Linked DNA regions of Mus musculus: region 2 is linked to region 1. Evidence: chromatin loops called from intact Hi-C (ENCODE). Cell type or tissue: gastrocnemius. All regions are shown on one strand. Links, peaks and the distances in the headings refer to the core of each region. The heading gives the core; the rest is flanking DNA.

What was found. Hi-C counts contacts between places; a loop is a spot of excess contacts. Peaks named below come from ENCODE experiments on the same cell type or tissue, not always from the same donor. Only the 100,000 strongest peaks of a DNase experiment are listed, where the experiment ranks them.
Region 2: it touches region 1 in a loop (2.5-fold over the local background); 23 of 42 quality-filtered maps call a loop at or near these places.

What each region holds. Positions count from the first base shown.
Region 1 is chr13:49,167,661-49,178,954 of GRCm38, reverse strand. Gm40943 (a long non-coding RNA gene) reads left to right here. Exons shown (of 2, transcript XR_873377.1): 2 at 8,837-9,147. Among named protein-coding and RNA genes, the nearest start is that of Gm40942, 9.7 kb to the right of the region's middle. In gastrocnemius, for the core only: CTCF peaks have their summits at 5,542 (motif pointing right) and 8,970; DNase peaks (open chromatin) are centred at 5,562, 6,406, 8,963 and 9,272; H3K27ac peaks cover 194 bases.
Region 2 is chr13:48,652,971-48,664,264 of GRCm38, reverse strand. Gm36606 (a long non-coding RNA gene) reads left to right here and starts at 1,473. Exons shown (of 4, transcript XR_382336.3): 1 at 1,473-1,726; 2 at 9,092-9,233; 3 at 10,106-10,306. It overlaps Barx1 (BarH-like homeobox 1), which reads right to left and starts at 1,229. Exons shown (of 4, transcript NM_007526.4): 1 at 926-1,229. The coding sequence starts at 1,148. In gastrocnemius, for the core only: a CTCF peak has its summit at 8,446 (motif pointing left); DNase peaks (open chromatin) are centred at 4,244, 5,069, 5,575, 8,447 and 1 more place; H3K4me3 peaks cover 1,713 bases.

The DNA.
Region 1 (11,294 bases), core at 1,490-9,489:
ATGTCTCCATGTGAACACGGGGAGGACAGAAATAGCCTTTCACAGAGCACCAGCAGGGCTGGGCTCGCCTGCCCTGCACGGGAAGGAGGGTGCGGGGGGGGGGGGGGCAGATTTCCAGCTCCTTCTTCAAGCTGAACAAATTGTCGTCTGGGGTCAGTCGTGAGATTCCTGGTCCTGGGGAGGAAACTCCCTGTCACCTTAGGCTGGGATGGGAGAGGGAATAGAAACAGGAGTGGGGAAGAGAGAAGAAATGAGAGACAGGGAGGGGAGAGAGGTGGAGAACCCAGGTCACACCCTTGCTATAAGACACTGGGGCTCAGTGGTGACACAGATCACTTAGGTCTGGGGACTGTCCCACCTCACCTCTCCTCTCACTAAGCTGAGAGCTGGTGTCTCACTGTCAGGGTGACTTCTGAGTCCCCGTTGGTGTCAGCTTCCCTAGACGTCCAACTTGGTCTGTGTTATTTCTTCTACATCTACTGCCTCTCTGAGTACGTCCAAAAAGAATGATATTTTTAGTAGGGCAGTGGTGCACGCCTTTATTTTCTGCTCTCAGGAGGCAGAGGCAGGTGGATCTCTGAGTTAGAGGCCAGCCTACTGTACAGGGTGAATTCCAGAACAGACAGGGCTACACAGAGAAACCTGTCTCAAAAAAACAAGAACAAAACCAAACAAACAAAAAAGAGCAATGTTCCCTTTGATGCCACAGACTTGGAAAGTGGGGAAGAAGCAGGGTTCAGGGTTCTGAGATGGCTGGGGCATCACATCAGTGGAGGCAGGAAGCAGATACTATGTGTGTGTGTCTGTGTGTGTGTGTGTGTGTGTGTGTGTGTGTGTGAGTGTGTGTGTGTGTGTGTGTGTGTGTGTGTGTGTGTATTCTGTTCTTGGTCACTCTCCTTAGAAAGCTACCAAGATGAGTCAGGGATGGGAGAGGGAAATTCCACTCTGAGGAACTTCCAGAATGATTGTTACTTCCCAGAAGTCATGCCTCTAGCCACTATGGTTAGATTTCGTTTGTACCTTTTGTGTATGCATATTTATGTGTATGTATGTATGTATGTATGTGTACATGTGTGTGCATATGCTTATGGTGGCTAGATGTCAAAACCAGGTGTCATTGCTCAGGAACCATCACCACCACCATCATCACCATCACCATCATTTTTGAGACAGATCTCTCATTTGCCTGGGCCTGTAAGTAGGCTAAGCTGGCGGGCTACTGAACCCAGGGATCCACCTGTTTCTAGTGATGGGATTGTAAATCCATACCAGCATCCCTGGCAAGCATGTAACCACCTGACCTATGTCCCCAGGCTCTTTTCCATATTTGTTTGTTTGTTTGTTTGTTTGTTTATTATATCTAAGTACACTGTAGCTGTCTCAGACACACCAGAAGAGGGCATCAGATCTCATTACGGATGGTTGTGAGCCACCATGTGGTTGCTGGGATTTGAACTCAGAACCTCCAGAAGAGCAGTCAGTGCTCTTAACCGCTGAGCCATCTCTCCAGCCCTCCTTTCCACTTTTAATAAGTACCACACGATGACAATCAGATCCCAACACATGCAGTCCAGGAATGGATCCCAACCATGGCCAAAACACAGTTCATCTGTTAGGAATTATATAGCATCTGTATGTTTAAAACCAATACTGACACAGTCTTGGAGAGATTAATAAAACACTGAGTTGTTATAAACAGAGATTGGAAACTTAAAGGCTTGGCTGGTACAGAATTTCTTTTTCTTTAACATGAGCAAAGGTTTGTGATAAGGCATCTCCCAGGTTTGGGTCTCTTCACTTGCTTGTGTAGAGTCTAACTTCTGCCCACAAGGTAGCCTTAGGCATAACAACCAAGGAATAATTTAGGTTTCCAAGAGTGGGAGTGACTTAAGCACACTGAATTATATATTGTATTCACTCAGTGGGATGTTGTGACAGTCACTGGCTATTGAGGCCAGGCACCAACATAGATACGTGTTTACAAAAGACTGCAGAGAAAAGACAGGCTATCTAAGCCCCTGTGATTATTGTGGGTTCCAGAATGTCTGTACGAGGCCGGGAATGGACAGGACAAGGGTTTGTTTTCAATATATCATCTGTCTGTCTGTCTATCAGTTTGTCAATCAACCTATCTATCTATCTATCTATCTATCTATCTACCTATTCGTCACTTGTTATCTGTCTGTCTATCCATCCATCCTACCTGTCCATGTGTCATCTACCTGTCTATCAACCATCTATCTATCCATCTATCCATCTACCTATTTTGATATGGTGCCTCATTATACAGCTTAGGCTTATCTCAAATTCACCACGCTCCTGCCTCAGCCTTCTGCCACCAAACCTCACCAAGTTGTATTTTCTTTCTGTGTATAGTGTGTGTATAGTACATGTGTCTATGTTTGTGGGGGCATATGTAAACCACAGGGTGTAAGTGGAGTAAGAACTTGAAAAGCTTTGAGTGTTTGTTGGTCCTCACCTTCTTACTTGCTTGCAATGATGTCTGTGGCATACATGTTTATACACATGTTTACATACATGCTGCACACATGTTCACATACATGTTGCACACATGTTCACACACAGGTTTACATACATGCTTATACACATGTTTACATACATGTTGCACACATGTTTACATACATGATGCATGCATTGGGCTAGCTGGCTCTTGACCTTCCTGGGATTCTCATCTCTGCCTCCCACCCCGCCATAGGAGCACTGGAATCATAGATGAGAGCTACAGCCCACCGACCTTAAATGGGTTCTGGGGGATCCAAACACAGATCCTGACCCTTGTGAGTCAAATGCTTCATCCAACTGAACCACCTCTCCCCTGCGCTCCACCCACACTGTGTCTTCTATATAAACTTTCCCAGAGCTTGATTTAAATAGATGCGTACTTATTTTCTTTTCTTATCATTATAAAAGCATGTTCTCTGTTAGAAAACATAGAAAACCAAAGTGAATGAGGGGGAAAAATTACTCCTGCCCAGAAATAACAAATGTCCTCATTCGGTCGGTAACCACCACTGGGCCTGGGAGACATCCTCTGTGGTGTTTACGTCTGACTCCTGTTCCTTGGCCAGCATGGGGCTGATTTTGGTGCACCAGGTCTGTTTGTTCACTTGGCTGCTGCTCTTGGGTAGTTCCTCCTGCTTCTGGGACCACAGTATCCCAGACATGTTCCTCCCGCAGTGGATAACAGAAGCTCCCAGAAACACAAGCGGAGCACATGTGTAGGCACAGCTGGGAACCGGCCACAATGCCTGCTGCCTGCTTTCAGCTGATGCAGAAAGACAGGTGAGCTGAGAAAGCCCTTCCCCACGGGGCAAGGGGAGGGTCTGACACCTGCCGATCTGCCACCAAACCCGGAAGCATGTCTTCTCATCTGTTTCCGGTGCCTTCCGATGAGGATCCGTTGCAACACAAGAATCTTTCCATCTGTGCCACTTTCTCCTTAAACCATGTTCTGTGGCCGCATCTTTCCAAGCCATAACATTTATTTTTTGAGACAGGCTCTCACTGTGTAGCCAAAGCTGATTTCCAATCCCCTGGCTTCAGTCTCTCAGATGGATGCTAGGAATACAGGCACCGTGGTGACCTCACATGTCAAAACATTATTTTGTGGCATACAACCATAGACAACTCTATTTTATTCTATTTTATGGTCACTCCATGGCTTATCCAACCTGATTGTCACTGTTACTGTCTCTTTTCATCATGTCTTCTAAAAATGATGGAGCTAACTTCTAGTAGCTGACTGTGCACGTCTTTAGCTGATTAAAGAATTTCTTTAAAAAAAAAAAGATGTATTTATTTATTTATGTAATGTATGTGAGTACACTGTAGCTGTCTTCAGACACACCAGAAGAGGGCATCGGATCCCGTTACAGATGGTTGTGAGCCACCATGTGGTTGTTGAGAATTGAACTCAGGATCTCTGGAAGAGCAGTCAGTGCTCTTAACCACCGAGCTATCTCTCCAGCCTCAATAATTAATTTCTAAAAAGCCGATTCTTGACTCGGTGGCTGGTGGTCCTTGCTCCTATACTCAGATCTAGTGGGATCGTTTCTTGGAGTAACTTAGGGCTGGTTTGTGTGGCCGACATGTCACAGCAGAGGTGACTCAAGAAGCCCCGGGAGGCACCCATGTGAATGCATAGCAGGACCAACTTATCCTAAGCAAGATTCACCTGGAAGGCAGAACCCCAGCCCAACACCATCTGGACTGCAGCCTCTGTGAGACCCCAGCCAATCCTGAGGGAATGTGTGTTCCCTCGGTTCCCTTCTGCCCTGGGGCTGCAGGTGGTGACAGAATGCCAGCCATCACAGCATCCTGTGAAGGACTCAAAGAGACAGGCTGGGTGGGGAGTCGGGGGTCGGGTGGAGTTCTGCCTCTGCCAGCCCGCAGCTCTACCCAGGTAGCTGAGGGGAAGGATCAGATGCAGATGGGAGACTGTGCAGTTATACTCTGCACGAGCCCTTCTTCTCCCCGGGAGACGCTTGAGGCAGAGCGTGGACTAGCTGCTGTATTTGGTTGTTTTGTATTTGGTTGTTTTGCAACATGTGCATTCCTGGTGCCTTTAGATCCCAAGAGGAGGCATTGGATGCCCTGGAACTAGAGTTAGAGATGGTTTGTAAGCAGACATGTGGGTGCTGGGGATTGAACCTGGGTCTTCTGGAAGAGCAGCCAGTGCTTTTAACCCGAGTTACCTCTCAGCCCCCACTAGCTGTTCTTAAATCTGCTGTAGCTCCTCTTTCTCCTCTTTCTCTACCTCCTTCTCCTCTTCCTCTTCTCCCCCTCCCCCATCCCTTTCCTTGGTTTGGTACTAGGGATCGAACAGAGGGTCAGATACATGCTAGACAAGGGCCACCCTTATGTTGAGGCAGTTCTCATCAGGTTGTCCAGGTTGCTCTTGAGCTCACAACTCTCCTGCTCTCTATGGAGAGGCTGGGATTCCAGGTGTTTGCCACAGGCCTGACTTTCACATCTCTTTGTGGTTTCTAAATCTAAAAACTTAGTTTTTCATCTTTTCTGTGTTGTTTTTTTCAAGTCTTTATATTATTGACATATCTTTTTCTGATACATGTTTTATAAATCTTTTTCCCCGTCCTGTACCCCAGCATCTCACCCCTCCCTTCCTAAGAGGCTGAGACCCACATCCCGCTTGCCTGTCTTCTCTGTTTCCTTTTTTTTTTTTTCTTTTTAAAGGTTTATTTATTCATTTAATGTATGAGAACACGGTTGCCGTCTTCAGACACACCAGAAGAGGGCATCAGATCCCATTATAGATGGTTGTGAGCCACCATGTGGTTGCTGGGAGTTGAACTCAGGACCTCTGAAAGAGCAGTCAGTGCTCTTAACCGCTAAGCCCATCTCTCCAGCCCTTCTCTCATTTTCTTAATGGTGGCTTCTGATAACCCAATTTCATGAAGTCCAGTTAACCACATTTCAGGGTTGCACTTTTCAGAGGCCTCTAATCCCCTGCTGGCCTTCAGGCTCCAAGGTACTGCAGTTCTTCCCGCTGAGCGCTTCACCAGACTTGACCAGCAGAGGGCGCTGAGACGCTGTGGGACGCCGGGCTCCTCTGTGCTCCTGGCTGGGACCTTTCCCAGGCCTTTCGTGCTCAGCGATGCTACAAATCTCTAGACCCTTTCATTTTCCCATAAACTAAAAGCTGGCAACAGCCCCAATCTGCTTATTTTGTTTCCCTGGTTCTGACCACTCTAGAGACCTCATTTCAGTAAAGCTACACACCGTGTGGTTCTCCTGGAACTGACTTCTTTTTCCCAACCCCCACAGTGTCCACATAGCATGTCAGAGTCTGGACTTCCTTCCTTTTCAGGGTTGAATAGAATGTGGATAGACAAGTAAGTCGCTTACCTCGTCATCTGCTGATGGCCAAGTGAGTTCTACCCATGTCTTGATTATGTCATGCACAGGGGCAGATACAACATGCTACCCAGTGAGTGAAGAGATGATGGGGGGTGGGGGTGGGGGGAGGGTAAGGGTCACCCCCTGGCACCTGCTCAGTGTTAGGACAGAGTGAAGCTCAGAATGACCGGAAATGGAGCCCTCCAGAGCCTGCATACGTGCTTAGAAGTTTGCTGGTGCTAGGCTGGGGTGACATTGACTGTGACTTTAGTGGTCCTCACTCCCGCCCCACCTCTCAAATGTCTCTCCACTCTCAGTTCTCCCATAAACATTCCCATATAGAAGTACTCACTCTGGGATCTGGAGACTAAGGCTCAGTCAGACCCTGGGCTGGGATGCTGACGATACCAGTTCCCATACCTGGCACCCTGTCCACCCTGTAGGCTGTAGTCCAACATTTGGGCCTCCCACACACAGCCCCATTTTCCTGTGGAGCTGTTCCTGTCACTGGCTGCCATTCTGTTGGCACCTAGAGGGCTTGCCTGCCACCCAAACAGCAGATGGCCAGGAAAAGAGAGCTGGTGCACACATCACCCAGAGGAAAAACGCATGCAATGGGCAGACCGTGTGGTCAGAGAGGCGTGCGGCTGACACATGGCTTCTTGTTAGGTGATGCCCTGTGCCAGCTGGGACGATCATTGTGTGGGCAGCGTGGCCTTTGAAGGTTGGTAGCTCATGACCCCTCGGGCCCCGGGCTACAGCGGGGGCTGTGTAGGATTTTTAATTTTCCTTGTCTCTTTGTTTCCCAGCCTCACAGGAGTCCTAAAGATGCCGTCTAGATCCAGCCCTTTCTAGTTCTGGTCATAGCTGTGTGACTTGGTCAGATGCTCAGTTGGCATCTTATATGTGCCAGGCCCCAGGGCAGGCACTGCATACATTTTGCCATTCAGGGCCCAGTGTGACTGTGAGTACCACAAAAAGTGAAGCACCAGTTCTTAATAAGACATTTCTTCCTGAGCATTAAAAACCACGCTGAGGTTCAGGAAAGGCTGGGGGTGGGAATAGCACACCCTTAGGAACTCACTTTCCTCTCTTCCTCCTTGGCTAGTCTCAGGAGATAACCCCACTTCCTGCCCCCACAGAGATGCTTGTGTTCCAGACATCTAGCTTTCAGCTCAGCCAGCAACAAGGAATGAGAAAAAGAAAGGCACTCCCCCACACACACATACTCTTGGAGCTTTCTGGAACTTTCTAGATGCCCTTACTTACATCCAATGGCCAGACTGGCCTTGGGCAGCTCTACCTAGCTACAAGAGAATTTGGGAGATGGCAGTTTCTATTGCAGTTGTTTTCAACCAAAAGTTGAGGTTTTTTTGGGTCTCAGGAAGGATGAAATGGCCATTGAGCCACCTCTATGACACAGACCTGTATTTTATTTAGCCAGTTCTAGTAACGTCTGAACCTTACACAGTATAGCCCAATTATACAGCCTGAAATTCAGTGGTCTATTGTGAAACTGTCTTCTTGTTCCTGAGGTCCCCAGTGTGACCAGAGGCTATGGAGGCCAGTGGTTCACTAAGTGGGCCCAGAAATACCATCACTGGGAGCAAGTTCAAAATGTCTTCTGCCTTAGAACTTCAGATCTGGAGAGCTCCTTTTGTGCTCAGCAGTGGTCTGCAGGGGTTCCGCACCAACTGACACTTGAGTGCCCTGGTTTGTGCAAGGTCAAGCGAATCCATCCTTCTGCAGGTCTCTGACCCCATCACACTGTAGACACCCATTGCTTGTGCCATCTGCCTCAAGTGTCCCATTAAACAGCGCTCAGCCCAACAGACCTCCCCTCTCCTTTTTTTCCTCCTCCACTCCTCTTCCTTCCACTCCCTTATCTCTTTTTCCCTTCTTTTTTCTTTTTGCAGTATTGGGGACCCAGGGCCTCCTGAATACTAAACAAGCATTCTCTGCTGAAACACACCCCAAGGCCCTCACTGGGTGATTCTTGGCAGGTGCTCCTCACTGGGTGCGGTGCTAGGCAGATGCCCTAATGCCAAGGCAACCCAACCCCTCACTACCAGGGGTGGGGGCTTTTAATCAGGTGCTCTACCACTGAGCCATGCCCCCACCTCTTCCTTTTTCTCTAATAGACAAGTTGCAGTAGAATTCTCGTGGCACACGGTCCGCCCACGCAGAGCGTCCATCTTGATGGTTTTCGGTGTTCTCACTGAGCCTTGCCTGTCACCAGTTGCAGGATGTGTTCGGCATCCTCCGTTTCAACTTCATTTTTGGAATAGCCATATCAAGTGACTGTTTGGATTCTAAAATGACTCCACCTGCTCAGCCCCCAACTCTCCCAGGCAAGCACGCTTATTTTTGAATTCAGGTCTGTTTCTTCCCGGAGTGTCTCTGTGCAAATGTGTGAGTCAAACACACAGAGAAATGTTCTTTCCATGTGCACGGATGAACGGAAGGCCTTGCTCACACTCCTGAATTTTTGCATCCTTCCTGAGGGCTTCTACCTGTTTTTCAGGGCCACCTGACCTGACCCTGCAGGTCCTACTCACTGGGGTAGGACCAGGAGGCCCACAGTCTCCTCTTCTAGTTTTCTCAGCCTTTAGTTCCCAGCTATCTGTTGTAGAAATGTGGCGCCACATGTCAATGGCCTCAGGCACTGACCTAGACTCCTTCTGACACTCCTCAGCCAAGAATTCTCATTCGGATGGTGTCTGTTTTCTAATCACAAAAAATGTTCACTGAGTGAATAAATGAATGACTCCTTCACCATCCACTACTTCTGGGACCTTAGGCATTTAACTTTTTTGAGCCTTTAGCTTCTTCCTCTGTAGAATGGGGACATAAATCCTTATTTATCTACTAAGGGTGATATGAGGTTGATATTTGAAACTGGGGGGTGGCCTGGGGGTGTCTTAGAGAGTTCACACTGCTTCTTTTCTTTCCCATCTAGGAGCACAGAGGCCACTTTGTCAAGTCCTAATCTGAATGGCCCTGAGCTGGGCAGCCCTGTTATGGATGGACAGGCTCGGGCAGGTGGCCAGGCCCCACCTCCAAGGATGGGAAGGCAGGGTCTGCAATACCCGAGGCTACCGGAAGAGGTCGCAGCGCATCGGGCTCTGAGGACTCAAGGGCAGTCTTGGCCTAAGGTTGGAAAGGAGAGAGGGCAGAGGAGTCCACTGCTGGGGCGGCAGAAATCAGGCAAAGGTTTACCATGCACAAGCAATCAAAGCGGAGGGGGGCACAAACTGGACTCCATCAAAATATAGAACGTTTGAAAAAGAAACCCACAGAAGAGAGACGGTATTTGCAAATCTAGTATCTGATAAGGGATTCATAGCAGGGTTTTTACAAGGAACTCAGAGAACTCAACACCTGGGCGCCACAAACGGCAGGTGTCTGGGGCAGGGGCGGGGCAGCAGAGTTGAGTGACCGCGTGAGTGGTTACAAAGTTTCTTCTCTGTTTGGCTGAAAACAGTACAACAGAAACTGTAGCCAAGTGGGCTTGTGAGACCTGGGAAATTGTCGCGAAAGTAAAGCAACATTGTAACAGTGAAGCTAACCTGTTAGTGAGACAGCTGAAGACAAATTTCTCCCAGAACAGAGAGGCACCAGAGAATGTCTAGAGGATAATTTATAATAACATTTATTTGGGTTTTTTTTGGGGGGGTAGGCGGGGGGAGCATTGTATGCCACTTGGTGCACAAATAGAAGTCTAAAGACAGTTTGCAGGAGCCAATTAATTCCTTCCATTACGTGGTTCCTGGGGATTAAACTAGGGCCTTTAGGTTTGGCAACAATCACCTATACGGGCTGAGCTACCTGGTCAGCCCTACAAGGAAGATTTCCTGTTTAGAGCAGGGACATTGTTTGACAGTATTCAGGCAGACATCACTGTTGAAATGGCATCCTAGGAAACTGCTCATTCTGCTGACTTTCTGAAATCTTTCATCTTGTAAATAAGTTTCCATGCCTCCCTCTTACAATAAACTGATGGTACGAAAACTAATGAAGCACGTGCCCATGTACACACACACACACACACACACACACACACACACACACACGCCTCCAGAAGCAAATCCACTTGAGGATAGAGGATCTGAATAAAAACCAGCTCCAATGAAGATATGTAAATTGACCCGGCTTGGGGGTGCAGGGTGGAAAGAAGCTGAGTATCACTAGTCACAGAACAAACAACTCAAAACCACAATGCTACCACTTCACAGATGGCAAAACGGGCAGAATAAATACATAAATAAAAAGGACATGCCATTGAGAGTGCAGAGAAATGGAGCCCTTGGCATTGCTGTGATAGCGTGAAATGGTAGAGCCTCATAGTATTTAATACTGCCTGGAAGATCCTCAAAAGGTTAAATGTAGAAATGTCTACTTAAGCTGGACAATGTGGGTGGTGGTGGCGGCACAGGTCTTTAATCCTTTAATCGGGAGGCAGAGGCAGGCAGATCTCTGTGGATCTGAGGCCAGCCTGGGATACAGAGTGAGTTCTAGGACAACCAAGGCTACATATATATTTTAGCTTAGAAAACCCAAAAACCAAATCAAACCAAACAAACAAACAAAAACAAAAAACAAGCTATGAAAATACTTATTGTTGCCAGGCAGTGGTGGTGCACACCTTTAATCCTAGCACTTAGGAGGCAGATGCAGGTGAATCTCTGAGTTCAAGGCCAGCATGGTCTAGTCTACAGAGTCCCAGGACTACATAGGAAACCCTGTCATGACCCACCCCACCCCACCCCCACCTCACCCCTGCCAAATTGCAGCTATATTTATAAAGCAGCAAAAAGAACAAAGAATAGAAACAACTTAGAGTCTTCATCATGTGGTGGATGGATGCACAAAATGTGGTCTATTCAGCCACAAAAAGCACTGGTGTTCTGATGTTTTAGTCGTGAGTATTGTTGGGTGTTGAAGTCATGTGAGCTGGAAGAAACTGAATGGAAAAAAAAAGAAAAAGAGAAATGAAAAAGAAAAGACATGATTGACCCTGGGTTTGGTGGAAGAGACTTTATTGTAGATCAAAGGTAGAACATAGCCAGAGGCAGGGACATCTGGAGCGTCCAGAGAGTAAAGATGACCCTACCCAGGCCGTGTGAGGAGATGGGGGAGGGGAGAGAGGAGAGGAGCTGAGGAAGGGTAGACAAAAGGAGGCCAGGTAACCAAACCCAAAAGGATTATATAGGGAAGGACAGTTGGAGGAAGGGGCAGCCCAGCCCCTGGGCTGGAGGAATTTAGGGTAGGGGGCAGGGTATGCCAGCCACACAGGTAGGGACTGAGAGATGCTGGGAGAACCTAGTGATCAGTGCCCATTTTTATATGCCAATGGGCACCTCAATTAGCCATTTGTCCTGGGTTTAAGACCTAACAGAAACCAGAAACATAAAACT
Region 2 (11,294 bases), core at 1,235-9,234, 510 kb after region 1:
GTAGGCTTCTCCTAAAAGAGATACTGGAAAGGATGGATCTGCCTGGCTGAGAACCATCAGGGTAAGGGGAGCATAGAAAACATAGCAGGAAGTGGGAAGAGAATCTTGCGGAGGGGGAGAGGTAGAGGGGAGACAGATCCACTTTACCAAAAGGCTAGGAAGGAGGTCAACCAAAGAGAGTCACTAAGCCCTAAGCCGAGATGCAGTACAGGGCAGACTGCCTCACAATCTCCCAAGAGACAAGACGGAGACAGAAAAGATCTGAGCAAGTGCTTCAAGACGCACGAAAGCCCAGCAGATCTCGGGATGGAAGGACCAACTGGGCAGCGGATCACAACCAGGCCTCTTTCCCTCAAACAAGGCCTACGGAGACCCTGGCCGCAGCACAGGCCTCGGTCGGTTGCTGACTGGAAAGCACGGGGTTCTGAAAGGCTCCTGGATGGCTTGGGCATCCAACACTATGCGACACGACCCTCTTCTCCAGAGCTTTCCCAGTCTGGGCAGCTACTGTTATGCCCAGCCAACCCTACCGCGAAACTCAGGCTTCCCCTGGTTTGAAGTCATTTTGATCCAGAGTGCTCGGTAGATTGATTTTGTAGCAACCATAGGGATGCGGTCTCTGGCTCCTGGCCTCGCCTATCACCCGATTCGAAAAAACTCGAAGCCGCCCTGAAGCAGAAGACAAACTCTCTTCTGGTCTGACGCGAGGACACAAGGCCTGGTTTCTGCCTAGCTCATTGCTCGCACCCTCCACTTTCCCGTTGGAGTGCGCGAAGAGAGGTAGGTGCCTCGGGCCTGCGCTGAGCTGCATCCCAGGTCGCTCCAGAAACAGGGGAGAAAGAGGATGAATTACGGACAACCCCAGGTCTCCGACTCCCACCCGCCCGCCAAGCCCAGTCCTCTGCGCGGCGGCCGCTGCACGTACCCAGGTGGCTGTGGAAGGGCCGGGCGGCCAGCAGCGCCTGTACGCCGAACTTGAGCAGCTCGCCCGCGGCGGCAGCGGCGGCCGCGGGCGCTGCGCCCTTGGGCCCCGGAGGCTCAGTGAGGATCTCTTCGATCATGAAGCTGCGGTAGCGATGCGGTCGGTGATCCGCACAGCCCTCGGGCGGACCGAAGCGCGCGGCTCCCGGCTCCCCTGGCCGCTGCATCGCGGCTCCCGGGGATGCGCCCGCGGCTAGGAAGCGACGGCGGCTAAGCTCCGGCGCGGGGCCCGCGCGGGGCTCTAGGCCGGCCCGCAGCTCGCGGCGGCGCGCGGGCGCCGGCTCATGCCCCCTCCCCCGCCGGCTGGCCGGGCGGAGGCGCAGGGCGCGGGCGGGGCGCGCGGGGCTCGGCCAGTCGGACCCGGGACTGCGTCCCCGCCCCGCGCCGCCGCGCCTCTAGCCTGGCCAGCCCCGCGTCACTGCCTTGCCCCGCCCGCCCTGCCCCGCCCCGCCCCGCGCTGCCGCCCCCCACCCACTAGGCCCAGCCGGAGGGAGGGACCCAGGAGGGAGGAAAGGAGGTTGAGAGGAGGGAAGGAGGGAAAGAGCCCGGGATAGGGGCTCGCAGGCCGGGACCAAGGGAAAAAGAGGAGAGCTCGCCCAAGAGGACAGCCCTGAGGATAGGACACTGCGGAGATGGGCAAACCGAGGATCTTGAATGAGAGGCGTGAAAAAGTCTGAAGACAGACAGCAAGGACCACGCAGGATCCTAGGCAGTGATGTGAAGGTGTCCAAGACGCCTCTTAGACGTGAGTGCGCCGAGACGTAGAGAGGAGAGAGCCCCAGAGGTGCAGGAGGGCACGGGGAGGGCACAGCAGCAAGGCCAGCGGACTGGGTGGGATGGGGAGGGGCTGGAGTGGTGGTGAGGAGGAGGGGCAAAAGCCAAGCTGGGAAAGGGGTAGCCTTAAACAGCTTTCCCAGGTCTGCGAGATGCTGTAGGGATCCAGTGCAATACACCGGGGTGTAACTCGCAGGGTGGTGACCATGCCTGTGCACCACTTCCCCCCCTTCCCTGTCCACCCCAACCTCAGTTTACCATTTTGATCTCAAATCTCTGAAGCTACCCTGGGAGAAAAAAAAAAAGATTCTCCAACTAGGATTTACCTAAATTTCTAATTTAAGCTTACCTGGACACATTTTCTCTGGCAACCACCAGACTTAGTGGGCTGAGTTATGTTTACTTAGAGCAAGGGATAGAATAAGGGCAGATGAATAAAAAGGGGAAAGACTGTCACTGGATGAACTTTGAGGCAGGGGATCATGGAATACTCTGAGAGTCTGGGGACCTAGCTCCATCTCTGAGCCTCCAGTCTCTCACAGGACTAAAGATGGGGCTGTTAGATCATTCTCTTTTTCTCTCCCCAAATTAACCTCTGTTGAGTGTGCCTCTTTGAGTCTTGGCACTGACAGTTTCTGAGCTGTCTCAAGTCTGGAAGACTTGACTCTTGGCTCCAGGGAGTTTGTGGGGATGGAAGGTGAGACTTTTCTATACCCAGGGTGACCCATGCCAGCTGTTCAGGGGTAGCAAGAAGGGTAGGGTGTCCTCAGGAGGCTAGGAGAGGACTTGCTGTATTTCCTATCTGCCTCTCTCAGGAGTCTTGGGTTCTGTCTCCACCCTGTCCAGCCTTCCTAGACTGGACTCCATGTTTTAAGCCACTCCTACTTCCCACGAATGCTCTCCACAGAGCCTAAGCCCTCACTGCTGGGAAACTGAGTTCATCACACTATATCCCAACTCTCCAAGTTGAAATAATTTCTTCTGCCTGCTGACGGGGTTGGGGTGGAGGGCTCAGAAGCCTACTGGACTGTAGCATCCGGGACACTAAGAAATGACCAATAGCCTTTGACCATTGAGCCTGGGAAGGGGACAAAGGGCATCTTTCCAAATGTTCTGCTGAGATGCAGACCCCCCCCCCCCAAAGCTCATTGCTACAGCTCAGCCAAATGTGCAGCGACTTTCTGAGTCAGGAGACCACCATCAGGACTGAAGGGAAGCAGTCTTTAGTGGCTTCCCGTTGCTTTAGACTCCTGAAAGGGGATAATCAGGTAACCAAAATAACTCTTTAGAAGGGTGATACAGGACCCACTAAGACCACCCGCACACATATCAGAGACAGAGTGGCAATGGGCATCTTCCCACTGAACAGAAAGGAAAGTCGGTGTCTACTCAGGACATAGGAATCTTGGCCAACAACCTCCTTTCTCAATACAACTCAATCCAAGGACTGGTTCAGGCATTCCAGTGAGTAGAAGCGGCTTTCTAGGTACCATACCTATACCAGAACAAAGGCCTTTCTGCCTATACTGCTTCCACTCTGTCCATCCCTGGAGGGCTCAACATCAGGCCCCTCCACTTCCTCTTGGGCATCGGAAGGAGTATAGCTTGGAATGGGTTCTACTGGGGAGGAGTCCCAGCCAGCTCCCATCCTATCTTCTCTGATTTTGATCCCGACAGAAGCCACCCTGTATTTGAACACTATGCGCCTTCCTTCCAATTTCAGCCAGGTTTCCCCAAAACGCAAGGTTGATCCTGGAAATGGGTCTGAGCTACCAAGACCACTCATTCCTATTGTCGATATCCAGTCAACAGCTCTGTTTTTATTGCCAGGAAGGAGTTTAAGGTCAAGCTGAACAGAGGAGGCTCATTTTTTTCTGGCATGAAGGTCTTAATTCTAGAAAGAGACCCCACCCCCACTCCATTCCACAGGTGCGCCTCTCCCCCTCCCACACACACCCTCCAGCTCCTTGGACGCTGGCCAGGACTGTTTCAAGCCGCCCAGGCCGAATGCCTGCAGTGATTCCTGCCTGCTGGGAATGAAGCCCCAAGGACTAAAAGCTTAGCCTGGCACCAAAGGCTCAGAGCCAGGCTATGCCCCGATGCCCCATGCCCTCTTTAAGCTCGAGCCCCTGACGCATCCTTTTCAAACTACATTCTTCTCAAAGTCCAGAGGGACCCTAAAGCAAACCTGCGAATAAACCCCTTTTAGGCGAAAAAAAAATTGCGAAGAAATGGCTTCAGGGATCCTTTGTTTAGGAATTCTGCATTGGCTGGCTGGAAAGGGGTTAGTTCACAAGGAAAGGGGTTCCCCCTTCCACTTGGACGGCACAGGACGAAGGGAAGTCCCCACTAGAGGCGCAGCCACTGAGTCCTAAGCCTAAAGCCCGCCAGGGCCTCCCGCCTGTCGCCTAAACTAAAATCCCGGAAACTGGCCGCTCTGGGAGAGGCAGGCACGGTGGAAAAGGTGACCTCAGCGTCCCAGGCCAGCCACCCTCCCGGGTGGCCCAGCAACGAAGGACTCCAGGCCGCAGGAGATCCTTGGCGCAGTTTCTTCCGCCAAGAGGGGACCCTTGTACGCGGAACCCGTCCCATTTCCCACTTGCGAACCCGGAAGACCCCGGGGCTTCAGCTGGCTGTGGCAGGTTAGAAGGGAGGGATGGGTCACAGCTGAACCCCAGAGCAGGGATGTGAGGTTTCAACGCGCACCGCTTCCAGCTGCAGTTTCTTTCCAAAGCACCTCCAAGAGGGAAGGAATTCTGCAGGCAATCTAACCGGGAAGTGGTAGTCCCTTATGCCACTAAGCAGATGGAGCAACCCAAAGCCAGTTCAGCCACCAGCCTCAGGGGGCTTCTAAGTGGGGCTCCCCTCCAAGCCTCCCTAAACCTTGAAGATTTCTTTTTTGTCTACTTTCCCACTTGCAACCGATCTGTATCTCATTCAGCAAATTGAATTTGGGACCCCGGGTGTCTGGAAGGAAGATTTCTTAAAACTTCTGTGGGCCAAACAACTTTCCGGAAACCGTCCCCAGTTTACAGTAAGCTCTAAGCCCCACTAAGTTCGTTCGCCCCAGAGCAGCGCTCTGGGTCTTCTTTCCAGGAACAAACACCCTGGAGAGCCCCAACTAGGGTGTTTTAAGCCTGCCTCTCCAGGCAGGTTTGCGGTGGTGGCCTTGGCGGGTGGCCTTCAGCACGGAATACGTTTCAACTCAGATGACCATCGCCTGGACCTGGAGGGCAACGTGTGATCTGGGCAGGCTGCCGTCTGCGCCCTGCACTTTGCTAGAAAGAGGTCATCAGTTTGGCTTCAATACACAAAACCGTCGAGATTATAAAAATACGCGGTCCCCACACTCACAGATCACATCTAAGTTGCCTTTCGTTGGAGAGCCGGTCTCTGTAACTGTTTCATTATGGGTAGTTCGATATCCTTGTGGACTTTCGTTTTGAGTCTTTCCTGACTCTTCCCGGAGCTTGGAAGTCGAAATGCATTTTGCGTGACAGTGCCTTTGCAGATACGATCTTTGAGATTGGTTCCTTTGTGTCCTTGGGGGTTGTTGTTTAACAATGTGTGATTTCCTTTGGAATTTTGAGTTAAGATATATCCATAGCGCTCTCCAAGGAACCGGTTGTTGATGGTCAAGGTTCCTGGCGATTCTTCGCTGGTGTTTCACACCCACCCCTGCCTTTAGCGGCTTCCGGTGCGACCCCAGACTAGAGGTGAGAACCAGGTCACTCCCAAGACAGTGGTCGCTGACTGCGGCTCCGGCTCCGTGGCTCGCGTGGTGATGTGGCTCCACTGGACAGCGAATGCAGAACCTGGGAGCCCGGGCCAACAGAGATTCTGAACTCCGCGCAGAGTGCAGGCTGGGGACTGCAAGATTCCTGTCCCTTTGGGTAAAGAGATGACCGTCGTGGTGACTGACAGTCTTGAGGCAACGCTTCCAAGCCCTTTGTGGGCAGGTGCCCCGCCACCCGCTCTGGCCGCCTGGCTCGCACCCGGGATTCTGCCAAAGTCCTGGTTAAATTTAAAAACCGCAGACTGGCCTTGCAGAAAAGTTTTTGCTGCAGAAAAGAAGAGGCACCAGAGTGGTGGCAGCTGGAAGATAGTAAGAAATGTCGGGATGGAAGACGACCCTCTTTTTACTCTCTTCCTTTTGTTTTTTTTTTTTTTCAATTTCCCATTCACCCATTTCTCCCTCTTCTTATCTCCCCAACTCTAGCACAGGATCCCTTGCGCCTTTCTGTCGTCCCCCCCCCCCCCGCCCGCCCGGGATCGCTAAATCATAGTTCCCCCATTATTTCTAACAGCTAAGGTAGAGGCAGTCACAAAGGCCTGTGGCACCCGTTGCAGACACCCTGATCTTTAATGCTTCTAGTAAGGAATTAAATCTACAGAGCCCTTGGAGGGGTTTCTGGCTTGTTTATGGGGTAGGGTCTCATTCTAGCCTGAGCACCATGAGGAGTCAGCGGTGGTGAGACAGACCGGAATCTATCTAGACGCTATCCCACGAGCTCTTTAGCTGCACTGCATTCGTGGGAGGAGTCCCTGGTCCTCCCTGACAGCGCTCCAAATACAAGGCTTGTCAGGAAACTCAAACGGGTGAGAGCAGCAGAGCTGGGCAGCTTTGCGAGGCTCTTTCCTTCCACTCCCTCAGGAGGACATTGTCAGCTCTGGTGATGCTTTTGCCTCAGAAGGGATTTGGGTCCTCCCAGGGGCATGGAGAAGATACAGCCACCATATTCTTCAGATGTAAGTCCCCAAGACCAGCCTCCTACCATGAATCCAGGCTACCTTGCTCCTGTCTGTTTTCTGAACTGGCATGTAGTGAGGGTATCGGCTACTGCCACCTCTGCATGTTCTGTGCTTTTCCGCCCTCTCTCCTCACATGGTATTTTTCTGTGTTCGAGTTTTGTGTAGCTCTGGGTGGCCTCAAATTCACTATGGCGCCAGGAATGGTCTTAAAGGCCAGGCTTAACTGATCACATGTCACAAATACCCACAGGTGACCTCACTGAGCACCCAGGACCTCCCTCCCCCCAAATGTTCTCCCCAAATGATGAACAAACAACACAAGCAAGCAAACAAACAAAAACCCAAAGAGACAGGTGTTTGTTTGTTTGTTTGTTTATAAATAGTCTCATTGTAGCCCAGGTTGGCCTCAAATTTGAATTTGCTGTTACTGAGATGGGTTCTAGGCTCCTGATCCTCAGGCCTCTGACTCCAACTAGGACTGGGGTATGAGGGCATGAGGGATGGGGTGGGGTGTGTCTCTCTTGAAGATGTTTCTGCCCACTCTTAACAGCCTCCACCAGGGACCAAACGCCTTTTACTTTTACTGTAAGAATATAGACAAGTACAAACCTCATGCTTTTTCGGTCATGTGTTGACTGTTTCAGGTCACGTGGCTCTGCTCCAGTCCAACTTCATCTGTGTGCCCTGAAATTTAACTTTGACACAATCTTCACATCATGAAACAGTATTCCCATCTTGATTTTTTTCCCACCACTGAAAAGTGTGAGCTCAATTTCCAGCATGACTACCTTATGAAATCAGGCGGGGAATGGCCGTTCACCAATTTTTTGGGCTATAATCCATCTTCAGACTGCAACTCTCTGTCTCTGTCTCTCTGTCTCTGTCTCTCTCTGTCTGTCTCTGTCTCTCTCTGTCTGTCTCTGTCTCTGTCTCTGTCTCTCTCTCTCTGGGTTACTGTAGCTTTAAAATGTGTTTAGTTGTCCCCTCACCACTGAGAGAAGCACCTGTTTGTTTGGTGGCACCCTGAGTGTCACAAGAGCCATCTCCTCAGCCTGTCTCTGTTTTTTTTCCCCCCAGCAATTTAAAATGTTCCTACATTTTCATCAGTTTAAAATGGGAATACCAATACCATACCCAAACCCTTAACTGAATAAAATGCAGCTCTCTCTCTCTCTCTCTCTCTCTCTCTCTCTCTCTGTCTCATTCTCTTTCCTTTTTTAAGTTTCCTGAGATGGGGGTGGGGGTGGGTCTCCCTATGTAGACCAGGCTGGCTTTGAACTTGAGGAACTCACCCGCCTGTGCCTCCCTCCTGATATCTCTTTTTATTTATTTTTTCCTTTCCATCCCACTCTGTTTGTGTCTTATATAGCACAGGCAATTCTGTACTATGTAGCCAAGGCTAGTCTTAAACTCCTGATCCTCTTCCTCCAGCTCCCAAGTCCTGGGATTACAGGTCAGTCCAGCTACACAGTCATCTCCTCAGTCAGTCTCACACAAGTCTTTGGAGCCGAGTCATTTACCCTGCACACTCCTTGTGATGGGGTGCCCGGGTACCCATCCCCTTCAGTGGCAGACCTTACAGTCCTCTGAGAGCCCAGTGACTTGGAGCATCAGTGTCAGGGAAGGCCACCCCAGGGGAGAGAGTTCCCACCCTGGCTACATCCTTTCCCATCTCCCTCAGTTCCATCTAAATCCTCTCCAGCTGCTGATACATGGATGGACAGGAGGCTGTGGCCCGGACTTGCTGGGGTTTCCCAAGCCCTGAGCCTTTGCAGCTGCCAAGTGACAAATTCTGCAAGGACTAGGCAAAGGGGAAGAATATGGCAGAAGAGTGGCTTTTATAGTTGTGAGGCCAGTTGAGACTTTTTCCAGGAAATTTCGCTCAAAAGCGGGCTCGTTGCTCCACCCCCTCATCTTCCAGGATTCTTCTGCCCTCTGCTGGTCACATTATGTCTAAACTAGACTCACTGGGGACATCTCTGGAAAGGGAAAATCAGACCGCTTGAGGCCAGCATGTGGAAACAAACAGAGCAGGGGTTGCCGGGAGCCAGGAGTGGGAAAACGGTGTGTGTGTGTGTGTGTGTGTGTGTGGTGTGTGCGTGTGTTTGTGGATGGTGTACACATCTGATACACGTTGAGGCTAGGGGCAATATTGTGTGTCTTTGTCTACTTAACTGAATCTTATTTTGTGACAGGGTCTCTTATTGAACCTGGGGGCTCCCCTGTTTGCAAGACCACTTGTACAGTGATCCCCACATGTCCCATCTCTTTCCCCCCAGCACTGGGGCTATAGGTGTGCACCTCCATTCCTAACTTTTTAATATGGATTCTGGGGATCTGAACTGATCCTGTAAAGTTAGTTACAGATAGTTGTGAAACAACATGTGGAGTGGGGTGTCAGGGACCAACCCTGGGTCTTCTGGAAGGGCAGCAAGGGCCCTTAACCTCCTCAGCCATTGCTGCAGCAACCTAAGTCAAACTTTTTTTTTTTAAAGAAAGAAAATCTAGTATCTTCTTTCCCTGGTCATGTACTGCCTCACTGGCGCTTCCGATGGAAAGAAAATGACATTTTATCTGCTCTCAGGGAACACAGTCCAGCTGCTGAGGTGGACCTAGGAGCTTGCAAGGATGACCCAAGGCTATGGGCATGGCAAGGCAGGAGACAGCTTTCTACAGAGGTGGCATGGTGTAACATGAAGTCCAAGTTACTTCCAGAAGCACCTGAGGTAGCATGGCTTTTTCAACAAGGTATCTATCCTCCAAGGCCCTGAATCCTTCCCTGTTCCCGTGATGTCTCATCTAGTCTTATATCTTCTACTCCAGGAAGCTGCCCTCACCCCCCAATATTTAACCCAGGCTGACCTCCCACTTGTGATCCTTCCACCTCAGCATCTCAAGTACTGGAATTATAGGTGTGCGCCACCACATCTAGCTGAGATGGACATTTTTACCTTTAATTTGCCAGCAAGGAGACTACCAGAAGGCATAGAGGAGTGGTGGCCCATTTGCTTGAGTTAGCAGGGCTGGCTTTGGAACCAGCAGTCCCTTGAGGATACTTCAGTGCTACCTTCTGACTCCACACCCACTCTTCCTTCACCCCACCCCCCCACCCCCCAGCTACTGAGGCTCAGCCTCGAAGCCCCAGCTGACCAGAGGTCTCTACTGCTCTACTCCACACTCCATGCTTCACTTCTGGATCTGAACCCAGCACCATGGGCCTTACCTCATGCTGAGTGGAGATGGGCTGCATCAGCCCTTCCATTTCCTGAGTTCCAGGACCTGACCATTGGACAGGGAGGGCTTGCAAGGGCCCAGGAAGCAGCTTGTATACAGCAGGCTAGTTATCCTAAGATGCCATGGCTCAAGATACCCAGAGTACTGGCCTCTCTAGTGGGCAAGTCACCACCCACCCCACCCCTTTTTTCTTTTTGAATCTACCCTGTCCCACCACATCTCTGTCTAGGGAATGAAGACTGCCACACTAGACTATGTGGCTTGTGCCTGACAGTCCTGATTATTCCCTTCTGTTTGCACAGGAATAAGTGGGGTTAGAAACGATATTACTTTAAGCTCTTTAACCTGTGTGTCCCTTTCCTAGAGGATAAGCAACGTGAGGGCCAGAAGAAGGAAACACATTCTATCTTTGCACTTCGGATTCAAAACTCACTCTACCTTGGAAAATCATTGGCTCCCTCGCTCTGCTATTTTTTGCTGCTGGTCCATGGAAGCTGGGAGATCCGTGTGGCAGGCTAACTCTAAGGTCGCCCCCTGGTGTCCGTTTCTTGCATAATCCACCAAGGTAAAGCACTGCCGCCGCGGTCCACACCGTGCTACCTTTATGGCAAATGTAATTTGTAATTAGCTAAGGAGCTAATTGACTTGGATTGATCTAATTGGGCGATGGCTTTAAGAAGCCTTTAGGGCCTTCCTGAGGTCCGAGATGTTCTTGGGGACTTGGAGTGGGGCTGGGGGAAGGCTAATGGCCAGAACCCTGCAGTAAGGAAGAGAGTCTGCCTCCTATCCAGGTGAGCTCAGAAGAAGACACTTCATTGGCTGAGCAGAGACCACAGCAGGGCAGACACTTGGCCCACAGCCTCTGAGATCCTGGGCAGGAAGCCTGTCTGCCAGGATGCCCAGCTGGGTCTCTGTCATCAACAACCAGGAACAAACTTTAGAGTCACCACATCAGTGAGCCTGCTTACCAAGGGGCCAAGACCTCTCTCTGTCTCTGAAACGTTTGCCACTGCTCAGGGAATCCCTTTTGCCAGGCTGATAGGTGTGGGCAGGAACTGTGTGGCATTGACAGGGTACCATCTTACTATGATTAAAAGTGACAACAAGCTAGATGTGGTGATCCAATATTCTGGAGAATGAGGCAGGAGGATTGCAAGGAATTCAAAGTCAGCCTGGGGGGAAAAACAGGAAAATCAAAGCAAATGAAACAAACAAACATAGAAATTACTACTCAGAGGGGGACATTGTCCAGAGGGGGGAAGTGTTTCTAACCTAGGCAGGTCCTGAGCTGGATCAGCAGTGACACCCAATCAAGTAGCAGAGCTTACCAGCAAGGGAGTTATAGACCAAGGTGGGCCAGCAGCAGCTGCCAATCAGATCTGTTGGTTCCTCCTGCTCCCATAGTTTTTAACTTGCTGGGCCGGGCTCTGGGAGGCAGGATGAGCGTGCATAGAATTTGGTCCTGAGACAGCTGCTTGGCCCCTGGCCTGGCATCTGTTGTGTCAGCCTTGCCTCTGACACAGCTCCACCTTCACCCTCTTCTTCCCTAGCAG